2 separate regions of the Mus musculus genome follow, and region 2 is linked to region 1. Evidence: chromatin loops called from intact Hi-C (ENCODE). Cell type or tissue: left cerebral cortex. All regions are shown on one strand. Each heading gives the region's core, and the rest is flanking DNA. Links, peaks and the distances in the headings are about the cores only.

Evidence for each region. A loop is a pair of places that touch in the nucleus more often than their neighbours do. Peaks named below come from ENCODE experiments on the same cell type or tissue, not always from the same donor. Only the 100,000 strongest peaks of a DNase experiment are listed, where the experiment ranks them.
Region 2: a loop joins it to region 1, with 2.2 times the contacts of the local background. A loop is called at or near these places in 4 of 42 quality-filtered maps.

Annotation. Positions count from the first base shown.
Region 1 is chr6:121,466,208-121,473,167 of GRCm38, forward strand. It overlaps Iqsec3 (IQ motif and Sec7 domain 3), which reads right to left. Exons shown (of 14, transcript NM_001033354.3): 1 at 6,818-6,960. Among named protein-coding and RNA genes, the nearest start is that of Iqsec3, 4.0 kb to the right of the region's middle. In left cerebral cortex, for the core only: no CTCF peak of the experiment used is centred there; DNase peaks (open chromatin) are centred at 1,764, 2,228, 2,727, 3,012 and 1 more place; H3K4me3 peaks cover 816 bases; H3K27ac peaks cover 380 bases.
Region 2 is chr6:121,401,612-121,408,571 of GRCm38, forward strand. The region is part of intron 5 of Iqsec3 (IQ motif and Sec7 domain 3); the gene reads right to left. Among named protein-coding and RNA genes, the nearest start is that of Slc6a12, 63 kb to the left of the region's middle. In left cerebral cortex, for the core only: no CTCF peak of the experiment used is centred there; DNase peaks (open chromatin) are centred at 1,107, 1,508 and 4,086; H3K27ac peaks cover 570 bases.

The DNA.
Region 1 (6,960 bases), core at 1,082-6,081:
CCATCCAGATGGGTTCTTCTTATCTGTCATCAAGAAAAGCCAGAGGAACAGGATGAAGAGTTAAAAGAGGGGGTAGTGGGGGATGGGATTTGTAAAGGTGGAACTTGCAGGAGAGAGGGGAGCTGCAATTGGGATGTAAGGTTAATTAATAAATAAATTAGTGGGGGAAAAAAGAGTGAGCTCTAAACCCATCCCTGGGACTAACTAGTTTAGGAGCAGCAGACACTTCCCCTCTGCTTTTCATTTTCTCCCTCGTGGAAGAAGCCTGGACTGGGTGGCCTTAAAATGTGCTTCTAGCGCTGACATTTGCTTGATTCCCCAGAGGGCCCCATGAAGTCCTTGAGTCCTTGTAGCTCTGGACAAGATGAAATAACCTGATGGCAACACAAAGCTCGGGCCCTTCTCAAGGAAGGGACTCTGTACACCCTCTGTCCACAGCAGCCTGCCATGGGGGAGGGACAGGTACCACGCAGCAGCACAGCATTGGCCTTAGTTACATAACCCTCCTGATCCCAGCAAAGAACAACAACAAAACAGCCTGTTCCCAGAGCACCCAGAATCCCAACACACACACACACACACACACACACACACACACACACACACACACACACACACACACACGCGTCATTAGGGGCTTTGTAGCCACAGACGCCTGTGAGAATCTGAGAATAATCTTTCATGTGTTTTCTTTTTTCTAGAAGTATCTCATTTAAGAAACTATCCGAGAGCAGTCTTCTAACCTTTAGATCTATAAGACCAGAGATATTAGGGTCCCCACAGTTCCCTCACATCATTTAGTGTCATAAGGGCCTCTTGTCTTTTTGGCCTCTTCCTTCTTTCTCTCCACCTCTGTGGGGGTTCCATAGTGAAGGTCTACCCTCCGTCCCCAGTAGGAGCCGTCTGCAGAAAGGACACACTGATCCTGCTTTGTTCTGAACATGGAAGGCATTTCCCAGGTCCTGTCCTCACGGATCACTGTTCTCCCTGGCAGGTCACTTTGTCTTTCCCTTGAGGAGACTGTGGCTTCCCATTTTAGGAAAAGTGGCAGAGTTCCTTCTCACCAGAGGGCATGGTGACAACCCACATGTCTTTGATATCTTAAGAGAAGGGCAGATGATCTTAAAGTGCTGCAGGAGAGCTTGCAGCTGGCAGAAGATGCATTTTTGAGCTGTGAAGTTGTCACATCTCATAGAGATCACAGGCCACGGTGGCTTTGTCCTGCCCGGCTGCTTGACAAGGTCGAGCTGACAGTCACAGCTCTGAAATACACTGGGTGCGTGTTGTCTGGTGTTAGAAGAATAAAAGAACAAGGCGCACATGTCCAAAGGTGACCTAATAGACCAGAAGGAACCTAAGTGTGGATTCTGGTCTATTGATGTTATCTGAGACTAGATGATGCATTCATCCTTCCTTGGTCTTCATACATTGAAATACCGTGATGTATTAAGTGCTTAGTGAGAGCCCAGAACAGTGCTAAGTAAGTAACAGTTTGGAGTTCTTAAGAACTGGAAGAAGAAAGTGGGATGAGGTGAGGTACCCCAGACCTGTGTGTGCCTCTGAGATCCCAGGTTCTCAGATGCTTAGACCCTAAGCGTTCTGGGCTTCGGTGGCTCCCCAGCTTTCCAGCCAAGAGCTCCAGCTTGTCTCCTCACTGCACTCCTATCTTTTTCTTTCTGAGAAGGCTTTCAGAACCAGAACTGACACCCAGATATCCCCTCCCTACACAGAAACGAGAAGCCCTTTGCAGCTTCTATAGAGACCAGTACTTGGTGCTTTTCCAGAGTGAAGCAGAAAGTTGCTGCAGTGTCCTGAGCTTGGAAGCCTGCCAGAATTATCCCAGTTGAGAACCTGCCAGTGTGATGAGTGTCCCTAGAACCTCTTACGAAGCTGCTGCCCTGCCGTACTGGGTCCTGGACCATGAAGTTTATGTCTGGACCCCTGTGGGGGGGAGGCGGGATGCTCTGGCTTCCCAATAAGAGAAGTTAGGGTAAAAATCTTTACATGGGGTTTAAACTCAAGCTGGGTTTCCTTAGAGACCTTGCTCCCAGCTATGGGTCCTAGCTTGCTTTTCTTTTTCATACCACAACCCCTCTCCTTCCCTTCCCACCCATCCCTAACCCAGTCTCTCTCCCTCTCCTCCCCTGGAAGCAACCTTTGGAATTCAGGCTGCACAGATACTTGCTGAATCAGCAGTACCAACTGCTGTGCCTCTTTCTTGGGTTGGGGCCAAGAGGGACCTGTGCCAGGATGGTTCTGTGGGGCCCTGTGGTGTTGCCCACACAATGTGGGAAGAGATGGGGGGGGGGAAGGAAGATGGATGCATGGGCTGGGGAATGGCTTGAGCCTCAAAAGCTGTGGGGGTGTTGTTGTTTGTTTGTTTCTGAATTAAAGGGGGCAGAAGGAGGTTTGGTCTGGACCTTTGCAAAGGTCTGGCATGCAAATTTTGTAAATCTGCTCTTTATCAGATTCCAGGAGTGAATAAAAGGTTTCACTCCCTCCTCAAGTGAGCCTTCCTCGGACCCCACTTTCTAACTAGTGTGTTTGGAATCCTCTGGCTAGTGATGGCAGCAAATGGACAGGAGAGGAGTGAGCTATGGCAACAAGGCATGTCTAGGCTCAAGACATGCTGAGACTGCCCCTACCCACTGACATGACTCAGGCAGGGACGCTCTGTCAGAGAGAGGAGTGATGTCTGCGTGTAACACAGATGTATCCCAGGACTGAATCTGATAGACAGTTTCATTTCTGGCTATCTTTGGCTCTTACTATTTTCTGACACAAGCCCTCACCTCTAGCCAAGAAACCCTTCCCTCTGGTTCCAAATCTCTGCGTATGCCCATTCTTTTTACTCTATAATATTCAGAGAGTAGATGGCTCTAGACGGCTGCAGTATGCTTACACTTGCTTAAACATTTCTAGATGTGCCTTGTTATATGTCATGTAAGGCCCACTTCCTTCCTTCCTGTCTTTCCACAGCGCAGAATTCAGGCTTTTAAAGAGACAGAACACCTGATACATTTAGCTCACTGATAGAACTCCACACTCTGGAGAGCTTTCAGGGTGAGCCAGTCAGACACTTGCCACCTTCAGGAAGACCACCCTCACTCAACAGTAGAGATATCTGCTCCAGTCAGCATCCTAGTCAACTCCCGCTAAAAGGCATCTGCATAAATCATTGCGCTGTCCCCAGGCCCTGGGCAGTATGATGCTAAAGAACTCTAGAGATGACTGAAGATGTGTTTCATGTGGTGCTAGGGGGTGGAGCTCAGTGCTAGAACATGTGCTTAGCATGTTCAAAGCCATGGGCATGATCTTTATTAGGAGAAAAACAAGGGGGGGGGAACATTCAAGAAAAGAGGGGGGAAAGACGAGAAGGAGGAAAGTAATGAAGGAGGGAAGGATGCTCCAGGAGGGTAAGGGAGGAAAAGTCGAAGCCATAGTAAGTACTAAGGGCACTTAGACTTCCACACTGAGTCAGGAAGTACAGAGAAAATGGTGAATTTGAAGCATGACGCCCAAACCTTACCTCGATGTGATTAATCACCTGCTTCTGGGGCTGGGGACACAGAGAAGCCCTGGGATCCTAACTAAGCAGTGATTGAGTAGGTGGGCAAATATGCTGTAATGGAAGCCATGGTCACAAAGGCAGCTTCTATAGCAAGGGGTCTTTTCCAGGTCAGGCTGAGACCTGGCTCCAGCCAGGAAAAAGATAATAATCAATTCCGTAGATGCTGTGAGCCTTGATTGGAAAAAAAAAACAAAGAGGAAGAAGCTATGCTTGCTGCTTCCATTAAATAGCATAAACATTGGGGCTTGCGCTAGCAGGAGCGGGAAGCAGGCAGAGAAAGGACGCTAACCCCTAGGGCTTCTGTAATATGGCTGTACTCACCCGCCTCCACACTGCTGCTTTCTTAGCTTGGATCCCAAGGCCAACTCCTTTGTGTGTCCCCCAGCTGAAGGAGGGAGAGAGGCCAGGCTGCACACTAATCCCTATCAGATGGCCACTAAATGATCTATCATTTCTCAGCTCCTGAGCTCCTGTGCTCCTTCCCAGAGTTGGGAAAGAAGAGGACTTGAAGGAGAGAGCCGACTGTGTGGCTGGCAATGTGTGTGTGTGTGTGTGTGTGTGTGTGTGTGTGTGTGTGTGTGTGTGTGTGTGTACGGTATCTAACAGTGTTTACCCATCTGTAGTCACCTATATAGACCTACATTCTCCTTTTGTAATGAGGACAGAGAGGAATAAGCAAAGCTTTGCAGGAAACTTGTGATCTGAAGACCTTCCTGTTCCATCTCTTCCCTCTCTGCACAATAGGGAACTGACTTAGCAGAAGCATGGGATAGGACCAGGTGGGGCTCAGGGGCACTGGTCCAGGTGGGGCTCAGGGGCACTGGCTGCTGGTCCTGGTCCCTTCCTTCACCCTATACATGGAGGTCTCTCTCTACCTGCTGGATCCATCTATCCTTGCCCCATGGGCTAAGGAATTCCCAAAGGATAAACATCCATGAGGCCATGGGTAGAGGACAGAGTGAGCTAAATTAATGAGCCACAGTGATTCACTCCTGAGTTCTATGGGGGAGATGTTGCTTGAAGTCAGGCAAAAACATGGGAGAGAAATATCATTCCAGGGACCTCCAGCCATCCGAGGTGTGCTTTACTTCACAAAGAAGGGAAGAAAGTTGAAGGGAAGTAAGGTAACTATGTGCTCACTCTTGATGTTTCTGGGTATCTAGGCCTGAAAAAGGCTGGAGACTCCAGAGAAGCTAATGTTACGATAAACCCCTTAGTGCCTAGTAACATGTTCACAGCATCTTCCATTGCCTTCCACCATGCTGGTTGGTTCTTATTTTTGGTCCATGGGAAGCAGAAACAGGGTAGGGAAGACAGAGTTCAAGGATGTCACATGGTATTGACATGTGAGGCCCGAGAGGAATCCAGGTGATTCCTCAACCTCTGGACTCCTAGCAGGAACATCTGTATAGAAGGCATGGGCTCTCTGGGACCCTTTGGGGGCCACAGAGAAGTCTTTCTCCAAGAACAAGATCAGTCATCAATTCTTATCAATCACAGCTTCCCAACAAGTTGCAAAGACACTGAGGCTGTAATAGGAGAGAAAGAGGATACCAGATATAATGAGGAGAGAATTCAAGTGAAGAATTCTAAGTGTCAGGCCTCTATGGCTGCCCCCATGGTAGTGGGGTGGAATTGTTCCCTCTGTTGGGGGAAAAGGCTATATAATATCGTGGAAGAATGTTGCCTTTAGCTGAGTTGTGGACATTGAGGAAAACCCAACTCTCTGGTTTTCAGACCAAGGGGGGAAAAAAAAGACAGCCATAAAACTGAAAGACAAATAGGCCACGGAGGATTTTTTTGGGTCTTGAATCAGATGCTTCAGGTCTATCAAGCCAGGTCATCCCTGAGCTTCTGTGCTTCTGTCCAAACCTACCCTGTGATCAAGCATGCCTACTTCACCTTTTAAACTCCACTTTGATGGGAGAGGAAAGTGAGGTAGGGGGCAGAGAAGAGGTGAGCTTTTAAGTGATGCAGCCAGTCTTCACAAGTGTCTTCCAGACATAAAGCACATGCAAATAGAGATGAGGCACTCGGCGGCTCTCCTCACTTGCCCCTCCCTCTCCTGTAGCATCACACCATGAAGGCCACTGCTAACCAGGTACTGATTGCCACGGGGCTGTTCTTCTCTCGCCTGTCTAAAAAGAAGCAATACTGACAGCATCGCCAGGCTCTTTCAATACAGAGGAGAAAACGTTCCAGCCCCCTTTATCTCATCCTCCCACATTCCTATACCATGGACCTCACAAGTGAAAAGAAATCTTGAGGCCCTAGACTCTGCGTGGGGACAATTAATATTTCTCCTGGAATCCAAGATGAGGTTTCCTAATAACCAAAGGGAAACAAGGCTTGCCATAAGAGGCCACCACAGAGATTTATAGAGGCATTACATTCAAGAAACTGCTTTCCAGCTGTCTCTGATCTCATTGTTCTCTTCCCATGATTTGAACCCAGATAAGCTTCTGAGTCAGTGGAGAGCTCCAGCCAGGTGAGTCCTCAAGCTGAAACAGAGACATCCAGGAGTCTGGAGGGTTGTTTCTGCGTATGCCTTGGCACTATAGAGGCTCAGCATAAAGATGTTCACTTGGGTCAGAAGGGAGAAAGCTTTCCCAAGTGAGCCACTCCTGGCTCTGACTCCCACTGCATCAGATAAAGAGCCAGCTCCTTCCCCTGGGCAGCGCTGTCTCCCACCATTCATCTTCCTGTATCCAGCTCCCCTGCCTGTTCCCGTTCCCCCCCCACCTCCTGTCCTTTGCTTTATCCTACCCACTCTAATCCTTGCTGCTGGACCCCAGCCCCTATAAAGCGCTTAAACTTCCTGATCAAGTCTGTTTTGGTGTCTCACTCTTTATTTAAACAGTTGTACTATGCAAACTCACTTCCGAATTTTTCCTAGCTTAAATCCTTCAATGGTCCCCTGCTTTGGCTTAATTTTTTTGCCCCCAACTTCCTCCCAATTTTATCTCCCTTAATTTCTGGAAGTTATCATTATCCCCAACCAGTTAAAGCCCATTCCTCTCATTTTTTGCTCCAAAGATGGTCCAAATACTTCCTTTGGCTCCAACCACCACAGACCTTCCAACGCGGATCTCAAGCCCTCCTTTGCGGGACTCTCCTTGACACATTTTTTTACCCAAGGCATTTTTGCCCGCTTCACTTCACAGTGCTCAAGTCCTTCACTCTTACACACAGATTTCCCATTTCCTCACACCCACTTGCTTCTCCCACCTCCTTGTCCCCACTCACTCGGGTCTCCTGCTCAGGACGCCCTTGCCGAGGGCGGCGGGGGATGCGTGTTGAAGCAGGGCTCCCGCGGCAGCACAACAACTCGAGGGACGCTCCTTCTCCTTGTCAGCTATGGCCCCGGGTGCCACCGGGTGCTGGTGGGG
Region 2 (6,960 bases), core at 965-5,964, 65 kb before region 1:
ACTCCCTTCCCTCCTGCTGCAGCCAGAACTATGGCTAGTGACTTAGCCCGTCCTTACTCCCTGTCTTCAGGCCATCCTTGAGAACCATCCTTCTAGGACACTTGCCTGGTCTTCAGTGGCTCCCCTGTTTGCTTTCCTTCAGAACCTTCCACATTCCTTGTATGATGTCCCCAGCGGAGCAGGCTCTTAGCATCCTGCTCCTCCTGCCCCTTCCTCCTGACTCCTTCTTGCAGTCTTGCCTTCATGCTGTCTGACTCCAACCTTGAAGGTCTGTGGTCTCCATAGCTTCCATCGTTTTCCGGACTTGTCTTCAGTCTACTTTAAAACTTCCTCGCGTGGTTAGAACATGTTGTTTCTCAGCTCTGCTTCTCTAGAGTATACATGAAGCCATAACCTTTGTAAGATGATTAGATGAGTGAGTAAAAAACCAGTTGGAAGAAGCAGGCTCAGGTGCTGTTGAAGGTAAGCTGGAGAAGAAGCTCAACAACCCTTGAAAACTTCACCCAGGGACCTGGAATCTCTTAGTATTCTCTGTCAAGATGATCTGGAATTGACCCCAGACCTCTGCCAGGGATATGTCCCGGAGGATTGCTGATGCTGGGCAGTGATGAAGCCACGTGGGTCACATGCACTTCTTGCCTCCTCCAGCTGCAGAAGCGATTGAATGTGTGATGAGAACTGGAGTGTGTGGGTATCACTGATCGGACCGCTTTGGGGAAGAGTCTGGACTTGCTCAAGAGGGTTGTGGATGGATCAGCCAGTGAATCAGGTTGGGGGTGGGGATAGAGGGTTTGCTTGGGCTTCCTTCATGCCTATATGTTTTTTTGGGGGGGGGGAGTGGGGGCTGCAGAAAACAGCTCAGGAGGACTTGGAGGCAGAGAGCCAGCTGCTCCTGCATCTGTATGAACAGTACACTCTTGCATCAAATTGCTTGTTAACACTGATCCGTTCACGCAATCAATTCGTGTTGCGGGGAAATGAAGCATCCTACACAACTGTGATCAAAATGAATTGCGTCATCTCAGGATCTTTTTTTTTTTTTTTTTTTTCTTTTTTAAAGGAAAGCAAGACAGTGTCTGGCAGACAAAGGAACTGGTTGGGAGCTGAAAATAGGTAATAGCAACAGCAGGGATTTTTTAATTGGCCAGAAGAGATGGTAAAGATATTGTCAGTGAGGCCCTGCTGAGGCCTGGGAAGCGGCAAGTATCTGTGCTTCAGGGGAAAGGCCATGAGACGCGCAGACCCTGCTTTTATTCTGCGGTGCTTGCTTACACAATTTAATTAAAAATACCCTCATCCGCTGGAGGGTGATTTTCTTTTCTGGTCAGAACTCATAACATGCTCTGTGAAGGCCTTTTAGAAAAGTGAATGGTGCCAAGAAAACAGAAGGAGAGGGTGCTGACTCAGGGACCCAGCAGTGTTCCCATGATGGCGCTGCGGCACAAAGACCCTCCAAAGGATGGCTGCCAGGTACTGACCCAGAAATCAAGAGCACTCTGCTCTAACTACCCAGACACATCGGCAGTCACTGTGGATGCCAGAACAGATTTTTCTCATGCTGAACTTGGCAGCATCCTAGTGGGCAGGGGTCATGAGTCCCAAACATGTCTCAGAATCCCCTGGTGCTCCTGCCAAGCCTAGATTTCTCATTCACAGGGCCTGGAGCAGAGACAGAGTTTGCATCACCATCAGGCTTCCAGGTGGTGCTGATGGTGCCAGCCGGGGCGACACATTTTGAGAAGTAAGTCTGTGTACTGTAACAACGTGGGACACAGGAAGAGGTCAGGCCTTTGGGTTTGAGTCTTGTTTCTGCTGTGCAGAAGTCCGGCTCAAGCCACTGAGTTTCAGTGTACCTCACTTCCCTCACTTACAGAATGGACACAATCCATGTCCTGTCCTCTGGGCAGAGCTGGCATGGGTTTTAAGAAGTCAATGTGTACAAAGGTCCTGGTATAGTGGGACTTAGTAAGTAAGGGCTTTCGTTGTGTTTCTTCGGATCAAGCCTGCGTTGACATGTTGATAAGTGAGCGGTTTGAAGCTCCTTTTAGCTGAGGTGCTGCTGATAATAGCAGCTAACTGTCTGAAACAGTGCCGCTAGCCAGGTATCAGCGGACATTTTAAAATGCACACCAAGCAGGGGAAACTGGATCTAGTGCAGGCCCCGTGAGACTTGGGAATCACACTCTCTGCTCTTTCTCAGATGAGAGGATCGGAGCACAGCCAAATAAAATGGGGAGGAGGGATGGAGTTGTGCCTGATTCTGCTCAATTTCCACTGGCCTGTGGACAGGTCAGTTCTTCTCCCTGGGTCTGTTCTTCCCAGGCAAGATGAGAGGCCTAAGCTACAGCTGAGCCCCCACTGGGCTTTCCAGTGCTATGATTCAGAAGCAGAGAATCATGAGAACCATGAGCGCTGTAGATCTTGCTTCTTGTGGAGTGGGGCACAGACATTGGGGTGTTGTGGGATTATGGGCTCATTCTGCCTGGCTGCAGGTCTCAGCCATCTATAAGCTGTGTGGCAGAAGGGAAGATCCCTAACCTCTCTGTTCCTTGGTTCCTGCATTCTTAGAAATGGGCGCTCCCACAGTGTGATCCTTATTGTGCTTCACGGATATTCCTGTAGAAATCATCAGGACAGGCTGAACCCCTGGAAGTCCCTCCGAGAAGTCTCATGGTAGAGTGGCTGGTAAGAGCCTCCAATAGAAAGTTACCCAGAGGGTGGGAATGGCCTCTCCTGAGCTAGCTTATGAGAGACTGGGCTGGAGATATCTCTTTGTATAAAATCCCAATTCATATGCCTTAAGTCTGGATTTGTTTACCCTATCTTTGGGGACCACAAAGTCTCCATTTCAGGGAGTATTTACTGTTCAAGAGAGTTTTTAATCTATTCATGTCAGGGATAGAGAAGGGTGTCCAGAGAGGTGGGAGGTCAAAGATTTAAATCCAGAAAGACACCACTGGTTTCTCCTCTCCTCTCCTCTCCTCTCCTCTCCTCTCCTCTCCTCTCCTCTCCTCTCCTCTCCTCTCCTCTCCTCTCCTCTCCTCTCCTCTCCTCTCCTCTCCTCTCCTCTCCTCTCCTCTCCTCCCCTCCCCTCCCCTCCCCTCCCCTCCCCTCCCCTCCCCTCCCCTCCCCGCCCCGCCCCTCCCCCGCCCCTCCTCCCCTCCTCTTTCTTTCTTTCTTTCTTTCTTTCTTTCTTTCTTTCTTTCTTTCTTTCTTTCTTTCTTTCTTTCTTTCACAGTCAAAGGACCTGAACCTGGGGCTTTATACATGCTAAGTTAAATGCCTTTCCATTATGGATATGTATATATATTCCTAACACAGCACTTTTAAAAGACACTCCTCTTGCCCCTCTGGGTGATAGAAGAGAACTTTTCAAACCTGTAGAAATAGCTCTAAGATCTTTGCCTACATGGTTGTTTCCCTCCCCTCCTCTAGACCCTGGAAGGGTCTTCCTGAGCCACAGCCTAACCATCCTCTCCACAAGGGAATTCCTCAAGCAAAGAAAGGGTCTACTCTGGAACTACAGCAATGAGTGGGCAAGATGTTCTCAAAGAATTCCTTGCTAGCCATAAAGGCCACAGCCTTCCAGTCTGTTGGATATTGACAGACAATCTGTCTTCATCTAAAAATGTCCCGAGAAGAACAAGTCTGTTACATTCTGGCCAACAGATGAATGCTGGTGGAAATGAAGTCATGAAAATCTGACTCCAACATCAAATGTTAATTAGTATGTACCAGAACTTCACACAGGACCCAAGACTAGTGGAAAGAAGAACCATGCCAGAAACTTCCTGCTGGCGGCGTTATCCTAAAGCTGCCCTTAGAGCATTCTTGCTGAAATGACAGGCATGGGTGCCCTCCTCACACATGCGATTCACATCGGAAAGAATCATCCACGCTAGAAGAGAGACTGCTCACAGCTGGCCCAGAACATTCTCCCATCCGCTGGCCTTCAAGCCCGCTGAAGCGGACACTTCAGGAAGGAAATAGAGCAGAGCTAAATTCCCAGCCACATGAAAACTGTGGGTGGGCAGAGCAGTGGGCACAGCTAGCCCTAAAAGATCCTGCTTGGCTCCCATATATATATGCCTGAACTTGCAAGGTGTCTCTTTTGTACATCCAGAAGGGATGTCTTCAGGATACAGGGTGGTCCCCGGAACAAGCTAGTCCCATCCTGTTCTTTCCCATGTCTCCATGGCAAATTCTAGCAAGTTCTCATCTGATGGGTGGATCCGACATCAAGCCAGAATTGGCGCACTCAAGCTCTTCTGCTCTGAGAAAGCAGAGGGAATGTTCTAATGTGTCTCAGTTTTAGGTAGGAAAATAAAAATGGAAACAGCTAACATTTATAGAAATCTTCCTGAGTCCCAGGCAGTTCAACACATCACCTGCGCTTAAAAGGACATAATCCAGCAGATCACTATGACTTTAATGTAACAAACATGGATGCAAAAACAAATAGCTAATACCTTAGAGTGGGCATGGCCCTTTGATAGCTTTAATCTTACTTGATGGTAAGCCTACTAGAATTCACTCTATATTGGTCATTTTTCTTGCACTGTGACCAAATACCTGACAAGAAGCAACTTAGGAGGGGGAGGGCTTATTTTGGCTTGCAGTTTGTGGGAAACACAGTCCACCACAATAGGGAATGGTAGCGGGCAGCCTGGTGATCTTGGGAGCTTCAGACATCTTATTCACATCTTAGAGGATTAGGAAGCAGAGAGCTTAGATTGGGACAGGACCTATAACCAACTAGTTCTGCCCTTAGAGCCCTTTGTCTTCCAGTTATGCCCCAAGTCCAAGAGGTTCTGCAATCTTCCAAAAGGGCACCGTGAGCTGGGAACCGAGTGTTCAAACATATGAGCCTGGGGGAGACATTTCACACTCAGACCACCATATCCTACCTCTAGCCCCCAGTAAACGCCTTTTCAAAATGCCAAATGCATTCAGTATAACCAACCACAAAAGTCACTAAAGGCTTATGGTTCCAACAGTGCTCAAAATTCCAAATTCCAAAATCCCTTCTGAGTCTCTTAATTGTGAACCTCTGTGAAATCCAAAGACAAGTCACGGATTTCTGGCAAGGAAGGATGGGAACAACACAACACTGAGGCTTAGCTCGGCAAATGCCAATCCTTGCACCTTCACATCTAGCATCTGGGGTTCACAGTGGCCTCAGGACGGCATCTGTTATATTTGCAGTGAGTCACAACTATGCCATACTGCTCTAATGCTATGCTGCCTCGAAACCAGGGTCTACTACTTCTAAATCTAGTCTCACTGAAAGCTCAGAGTCTGGGTAGGACCCAGCCAGATGCTTTGACAGATGTAGCATCTGGTTCTAGTCCAGGTTCTGGTAGAGTTTTGATCACTTCTGCAGCCTCAGGAGCTGGACTTTTCGTTGTTTGTGTTTCAATCAGCATCTTGCTCTTCTAATCAGTAACTGTGATAGCTCTACCCACAGTCTTCTAAGACTTCTTGAGCCTAAAGCTCCAAACTCTTCCATGTTCTCTTCTTGTCACCAGGTCTTAAGGCCCAATAGGCACATAGTCAGCCTTATTAGTGTCATGGCCCCACTGCTCAGAACCAATTTTCTGGATTAGCTATTTTTCTCATCACTGTGATCAAACACCCAACAGGAAATAACCTAAGTGAGAATGGATTTTTTTCTGGCTCATGGTTTGAGAGGATACAGTTCAGCGTGGTTGGGAAAGCTTGGTTAGTAAGCTTAAAGACAGGAAGAGTATTAGTCAGAAGGCAGAGAGATAGGATCAGAACCAGGGACAGGTTTTATAAGCTTCTACCCTCCACACCCTGTATCTGCAAACCAGGCAGATATTAAAAGATTTTACAACCCTCTACGACAACAGTGCCAGCTTGGGATCAGATACATGAACTTGTGACACTTCCCATTCAAATGAAATGTGTCTTCTGGGAAAATGAGCCCAGAGCCCAGAACCATCAGGCGCCAGGAACTCACTCTGGGATCAGGGCCCATGGGGGTATGCTCAGCTTGGGCAAGCATCTGAGGCAGCTCCTGCTCTGTTTTCCCAGCCTTTTCTTTTCCCAGCCTCACAGGTCTGAATGCTGCCTCTGAAATAAGAATTTCCCCTCAGAGAGTCATTCTAACTCCATCTTCCCTCCCACTGCCGCTTGCTGGGGAACTCTGTGGCTTGGCATGCCTCAGTCTCAGACAGGGGCGATTTATGTCCTTTTGTTTGGCAAACAGCTGTGTACAGAATAGAGGTGACTTGCTGAATGCCTTCATGCAGGGGCAGGGGAGGCCAGGGCTGTAGAATATCCCAGCGAAGCTTTTGCAGCCTGGGCAAAGCCACACCAGACAGCTGTTACTTCCTGTGCTGCAGCCCATGGGAGTGCGGAGGGAAGAGTTGATTATTTAATGTTTCCACGGCGCAGACTGGAGTGGTGGGGAGACACCAATGCTTCCAGTGTCCCGGCTCTTGAGGCTGACACCTGACTCTCTTTGTTTCTCCATGTCCTGCTGGCTTTTTGTAGGAAGATGCTGCCATATCTCAGGCACAAACTAGGGAGTTATGAACTTGGGGTACAGGGCTCTTTTTCTGTGGGGTTGAGTCAGTCCAGGGGCTGAGTGTGTCAGAAGTTCAGATTCTGGGGCAGGATTTGTACCTGCTGAATAAAGCATGGGACGTAAGGTATTTGTGGCATAGTACCTCTCCTCTGTACTTCACCCTTCGCCCCACACCCAGGATGCCAGTAGAAAAACCCTTGTCTTCTTATTGGCTTAAAAAATATATTCTCTCATCATCCATGTTTAGGTGTGTTCGTTTCCTGAGACCATGAGCCATGCCTGTTCACACATACAGAATGCCCCAGTCCAGGTCTATTCTTAGTATAGAACAGGCACTCAATGTTTGTTAAATGAATAATGAATGGTCATCTCACTCTTCCCTGAAGCCCCAGCATTGCCCTCAAGCC